2 separate regions of the Homo sapiens genome follow, and region 1 is linked to region 2. A link is a loop called in an ENCODE intact Hi-C map of the cell type or tissue named here. Cell type or tissue: right lobe of liver. All regions are shown on one strand. Each heading gives the region's core, and the rest is flanking DNA. Links, peaks and the distances in the headings are about the cores only.

The links. Peaks named below come from ENCODE experiments on the same cell type or tissue, not always from the same donor. Only the 100,000 strongest peaks of a DNase experiment are listed, where the experiment ranks them.
Region 1: a loop joins it to region 2, with 6 times the contacts of the local background. A loop is called at or near these places in 90 of 110 quality-filtered maps.

The regions. Positions count from the first base shown.
Region 1 is chr6:41,462,299-41,465,204 of GRCh38, reverse strand. The region is part of intron 2 of LOC112267957 (a long non-coding RNA gene); the gene reads left to right. Among named protein-coding and RNA genes, the nearest start is that of LINC01276, 39 kb to the left of the region's middle. In right lobe of liver, for the core only: a CTCF peak has its summit at 1,698 (motif pointing left); a DNase peak (open chromatin) is centred at 1,734.
Region 2 is chr6:41,590,665-41,593,570 of GRCh38, reverse strand. It overlaps FOXP4 (forkhead box P4), which reads right to left. Exons shown (of 17, transcript NM_001012426.2): 13 at 2,249-2,350. Among named protein-coding and RNA genes, the nearest start is that of MIR4641, 6.6 kb to the left of the region's middle. RefSeq lists an enhancer at 1-592. In right lobe of liver, for the core only: a CTCF peak has its summit at 1,385 (motif pointing right); a DNase peak (open chromatin) is centred at 1,400; H3K27ac peaks cover 325 bases.

The sequences.
Region 1 (2,906 bases), core at 264-2,763, 130 kb after region 2:
GTTCGAGGCTACAGTGAGATATAATTCTATGATTGCAGCACTGCACTCCAGCCTGGGTGATAGAGTGAGACCCCCCCACCTTTTTTTTGAGACGGAGTCTTGTTCTGTCGCCAGGCTAGGGTGCAGTGGCACCATCTCGGCTCACTGCAACCTCCACCTCTGGGGTTCAAGCGATCCTCCTGCCTCAGCCTCCTGAGTAGCTGGGACTACAGGCGTGCGCCACCATGCCCAGCTAATTTTTTGTATTTTTAATAGAGACAGGGTTTCACCACATTGGCCAGGATGGTCTCGATCTCTTGACCTCATGATCCGCCTGCCTCAGCCTCCCAAAGTGTTGGAATTACAGGCATGAGCCACTGTGCCCGGCCAAGACCTCCTTTCTAAGAGAGAAGAAAAAGAATAGTGGCCTTGCCAGAGAGACCAGCTGTAACTCCTGTGGCCATGGGTGGGTGGTGGGTACATGGAAGAGCACCCTCACGTACAGCACATGCGCACATGAGCAAACGGCGAATCCTATTCCATAGGAAATAATTAAGCGCTGAATCATGTGTACTGAGCTGGGAGGAGGCTGAGATCACCCAGGGATGATTCCAGAGTGTGGGGCAGGATTTGGAGACAGAGCCCTGGCCTTCCAAATAGGCCCTGGATATGAGAAAGAGGGGAGCCCAGAGAGAGACTTGGGAAGGGGCAGCCAGCCAGGCTGGGGATCTGAGAAGGGATGCGTTGATGGTACCACTAGAGTGAGGGGAGGGAGGGCAAGGTTTGAAGTCAAGGTCGGTGTGCTCCTCAGCTCCTCCAGCCTTGGTCTTCTCCTCTAGCCTTTCTGGTTCCCTGTCTTGTCTTCTGGTGCTTCCCCTCTCCCTTCATTGGACAACCCTGAGTTTCATACCTGGAGCTCACAGAGACTGCAGTGGTGCACCCTGGGAAGCTGGATGAAGCAGCGCTACCCACACTAGGATCTGCCTTCAGGGGCCCACTCTCCCACGAGGACATATGCTGGCCTCATGCTCCCAAAACTTGGGCATCACCAGGGTAGTGAAGGAGGCACATGAGGAGTTGATCAAGGGTGCGAGAAGATCCCTTCTGATACTGGGCAGTGCCCCTCCCTGGTCTTCCCCCTCTCCACCTCCCATCCATCTTACAACAACTTCCCCCATGTGCACCCTACTCTCTCCTGCTATACTTTTCAGAGTCTGCTCTTTTTTTCATTCACTCATTCATTACTCCTGCATTCATCCATTCAACCAACATTTACCAAGCACGCTCTGGGATATAAAGATGTTTTATACTGCATCCTTGTTTGCAAAGAGCTCATTATCTATTAGAGAAACGGGCACGTGCAGAGCAAAGAATAATGCCTAGAGGAGCGAGGGACAGATTCCAACCAGGCACGACCACCCTCTAAAGTGGGCAAGGCAGATACTGTTCTCACTTGAGAGGTGAGCAGACTGAGGCTCAGAGTTCTACTAAATAGCCCAAGGTCATGGTTGAGTGTGAGAAACAAAAACCCACTCACCTGACAAGCGAGTTGGCTTGTCACAAGTTCCTACCTACTTCCTTCCAGTTCTTCCTTCCCTAAAATCATCTAATTTCACATTCAGTCCTGGCCTCTGTTCATCTGCCCACTCAGGAGTGTTGGTTAAAATAATAATCCCGTATACTGACCAATAAGAATGGACGCTGGTCATAGCAATGGAGCAGGGGCCTGAGGCCCCCTGCTGGGCGGGGTGCTAATGTTTACTTGCTGAATGGTATGAGGTCCAGCAAGTCCCAGATGGTTGGAGGTTGGCCTTCCCTGGTTAGGGGCAACGACTACTTACTAACTTTAACAACCAGCCTCGGCACAGTGACATACAGCACCTAGTGATCAGTGTTGCATCCATCCACTCATCCATCTGTTCATTTACCCATGATTCCCATCCATCTGTAAACCTATCACCCCACACTGGCCCCACCCACTAGGATGCACTGAAGACTGTAGGGGAGCATCTTTGAAGTCAAAGACAAGCTTCCTTCTCCCTAGGAGCTTACGCTGGGGAGTTGGGGAGCCAGGACCGACCCATTCAAATGTTAAACAACAGCCCAAGAGGTGTCTCAGGGAAGTTCAGGACGGGTTGCCTAGTGCCTGGCATGTGCCTGAAGGGTTCAGAGCAGTTAAGATGTTGTGTATGTGGGTGAGGAAGGAGAGAGCAGGGAGGCTGTCAGGGTGCAACTAGCCTTTGAGCTGGAGCTTTGAGCAAATGATGGTAAGCCTCTCAGCTTCTCCTTGGCCCGGCCTCCTTCTCTATCCCTAATGTCCAGGTCTGAGTATTAGTTTGTTGTGGGCCTGCCTACACGCTCCCTCAGAAACCAGAGGGCAGGGACCCAGAGGTGCCGCTTACTCTGATCCTGGACTCTCTCTTGGGCACACACAATGCCTCCTACAAGGAAGGAGCCGGCCTGCTGTTGGGTTTCCAGCTCTCCCCCTCTACCTTCTCTTTCCCTCACTTTCCTTCCAGGGGCTGTCAGTTTAACGGACAGGTGTTTAATTCCAGCCTGTCAGGCGCCTGGAAATGCCAGCCTCACTGCACATCAGTTGGTGGAGTTTGCTTTTAAAAGAGTGGCAAGAAACTGAACTCTGCTATCTGCAGCTGAGCCCTCTCTCTGTCTCCATCTCATTGGCAAATGTGGTTGCACCTTTCTTGCTGTTTTCCATTGAGGCACCTGAGCTCTGGGAAGCAGAGAAGGCAAAGAGCCTCTCCAAGTGCCTCCAGTGGAGGTTGAATGCCTGAGTGCCCAGTGTGACCAGCTATGTCCTTGGCATGTGCTGGGCCTGCTTTTTAACTATTAAGTCATGCCATAGCTAAAACACACTGCTTCTGCAGCCCTGGGGCAGAGAGGCAGCTGTCAGCTTCTCCAGCCGGTGC
Region 2 (2,906 bases), core at 241-2,740:
CGAGGATGGCCTCACCGGGGCTTTTTTCCCTCATTTCGAAGCCTGATTCGTGATGAGAGACTAATTCGTTACGCTGAAACATTAACGGCAATTTAAGGGGTCTGGCAGGGGCTTCGTAAACAAAAGGACGGGCCCACAACACGGGCCTTGGGAGGGGATGGACACGGGGAGGGCCAGCAAGGACCATCAGCTTGGCAGATGGCAGCTCTGTCCCTGGATGAACGGCAGCTGGCTGGGCCCACACCATGCCCGCTCCCAACCCTTCTGCCCTGGTCTGAGGTGGAAAGTATCTCAGGGTGGGAGCCAGCAAAGGTGAAGAAGGGAAAGAAGAAAGCACAAATAATTCGGGAGAGGAGCAGAGATGACCTGAGGGGCTGAGAAATGAGTGGAAAGTAGAGGTGGAAGGGAAGCAGAGTTGGGTGTAGATGGTGTATTTCCCAAGTAACATGAATGCATTTGGCTGAAAAAAACCAGAAGGTCAAAGTGGACCTCAAGCTGGATGGATTCTGCTGTGCCATGAGGAAGGCTCAGGCAGTGGCCTCAGGCACAGAGGCAGCAGCAGAACACTGCTAACTGGCAAAGTCACCCACTTAGTCGTTCACTTTCCCCAGCCCAGATGCTTCTTACTGGACCCTAGACTAGGTGAGGGGAGATGGGGGTGAAGAACTAGGAGGAACACACCACAGAGATGTGAAAGGCTGGGCTGGGCAAGGGCGGCAGGGTTAGAATATCAGGGGGGTGGCTTCAGGATGGTCACTGAGTAGTTTAAGGAAGTCACCTAAACCAGGTCACCTAACCTGACCTCAAGAGAAGAGAGAATTAGAAAATTGCAGCAGGGCATTACAGGTAAGACAGAAGGAAGGAAGGAAGGTAGGTGGCTTAGCAGTACTTTGCCCCCAAAAAGGAGGCTGTCTTATGGAAAGGAGGCTCTATATTACTACCCCTAAAGGCAAAAGATTAATATGCTTTATTAAACATTAGGTAATAATTATAATCATCCCTTATGTTTGTAGGACTCTATCATTTATAAAAACCTGGTATCTGAACTGACTTGGAGGTTGGAGACTGGACCAGGTGGTCCCAAGCAAGCCCTGCTGGCTCAGAAAGAGGGCAGGAATGTGGTTGGCAGAAAATGACATCACTCACAGCCAATTACAGCAGCTGTCCCAACAGCCTCCCAGCTTCTCTCCCAAGCTTTGGGAATTGGGTATGAGCATATGAAAGTCATGATGCAGTCCCTTCTGCTGCACTTAGCATAATCCCAGGGCAAAGGGTAGGCAGGCACTGTGCAGACCCCACCAAGTCCTGGGCGCTGGTGGGGAGGAGGGGTTCAGTAACACTTGTTGAAACCTAGTGGGATTGGGGGAGGTAGCCCGTTTAACTGCAGTTTCTTCAGTGGCCAGCAGGGGGACTCAAGAGCCAGGGATCCAATTAAGGTTCTGAGAGGGAGTCCTTCCCCGCGTCTAACCTTCCCTGCAGGGGCGAACACTCTCTCCTTCTTCCCCCCGCCCCGCCCACTCTCCCAATTTAGATATCACCTTCCCACCTTGAGACAGACAGACAGACACACACACACACCCCCCTTTTGGCTATAGAAAAATAAATGGCCTAGTACCCCAGCATCTGTCTCCCATTTTTCTAGAGTCCCCCTCTTGCCTGCTTCTGCTCTCCCAGGAAAACTTATGGCTGAAGGTGTTGAAATGACTAATTGGATGGAGACAATTATCTTCCTGCCAGGGATGGCAGAGCTGGGGAGGGCTGTGAGTGCCGTCAGTGCCCCAATGTGTGGTCCACGGCTCTTGGTCCATCCGTGTGTCTATACCTGCGCTTTCCTAGCCCCACCTCAGGCTTCAGAACATGTACCTTAAGCCAAGGTATCCAGACCCTTAGGGTCTCTGTGAAATTCGGCCCAGGCTTCTGTATCAAGCTTGGGCATTAGCAATTCCTAGAGGCCCTACCTCGTGGGGCTGGCGTCTTTGGGGCCCTTGGGGGTGTACCCTAGAGAAGGATTGCTTCCCAGAAAGGAGGCAGCACCAGGCTGGAAGGAAGGGATCATTAAAAGGTTATGGAACAATCCACAGCCCCTGCTGAGGTGGGCGTGGGCATGCAGCCCTGGCTGGGCCCTTGGGTGGCTGTTTCTGCAGGACTAATGGTTTAGGGAACTAATTGTTAGGCAGCCTTGGTCTCCATGGGATATGGCAGGTCCAAGGGTGACTGGGGCCCAGAAGGTGGAAGGGGCCTGCTTCACCTTCCAGGTGGCAGTGTTTCTGCGGAAATAGGCGAACATCCTGGTGAACCAGTTATAGATCTCATTCAGGGTCAGCTGCCTGTCAGGGGTTTCCAGGATGGCCTGCGGGGAAGGAACAAGCAAAGGGACCGTCAGCCTGGGCCTCGAAGGGTCACAGCCCTGGGTTCCCTCCCCCAGTACCTCTCCCTTCTGCCTAGCCCCGAGTTCACTTTGTGAGAAGACCTGCTCAGAAATGTGTGGATAACAAGATGGGTGGTGGCTGGTGGGTCCCCTCAGAGGGACAGGCTGGTTATAGCTTGGCCAAGGATAAAGAGGGCAGGAGCCTCCAAGGGCTATGTATTTGTACAAGAAGGATTGGAGCTGCTTCTGGAGAGAAAATGCCTTTAGTACCTGGCCCTGCACCGAGGGTGAAAGCAGTCAGTCCTGTCTTTCTTGGGAGAGATGTCCACGGGGTGGAGGCTGTTTGGAATTTATCCTGATTTTGGCAAAAGGTACCCTAAGCACAGTGTGTGTGTGACAGAAAGAATGTGTGTGAAGGTGTACATGCCTGTGTGGGTATCAGGGAGGACATATGTGTCGATGTAAGTTCATGCTTGAGTGTGAATACTATGTGAACATTGGTGACATGAAGATCATGGGCTTGAGGGAGGAAAGACAA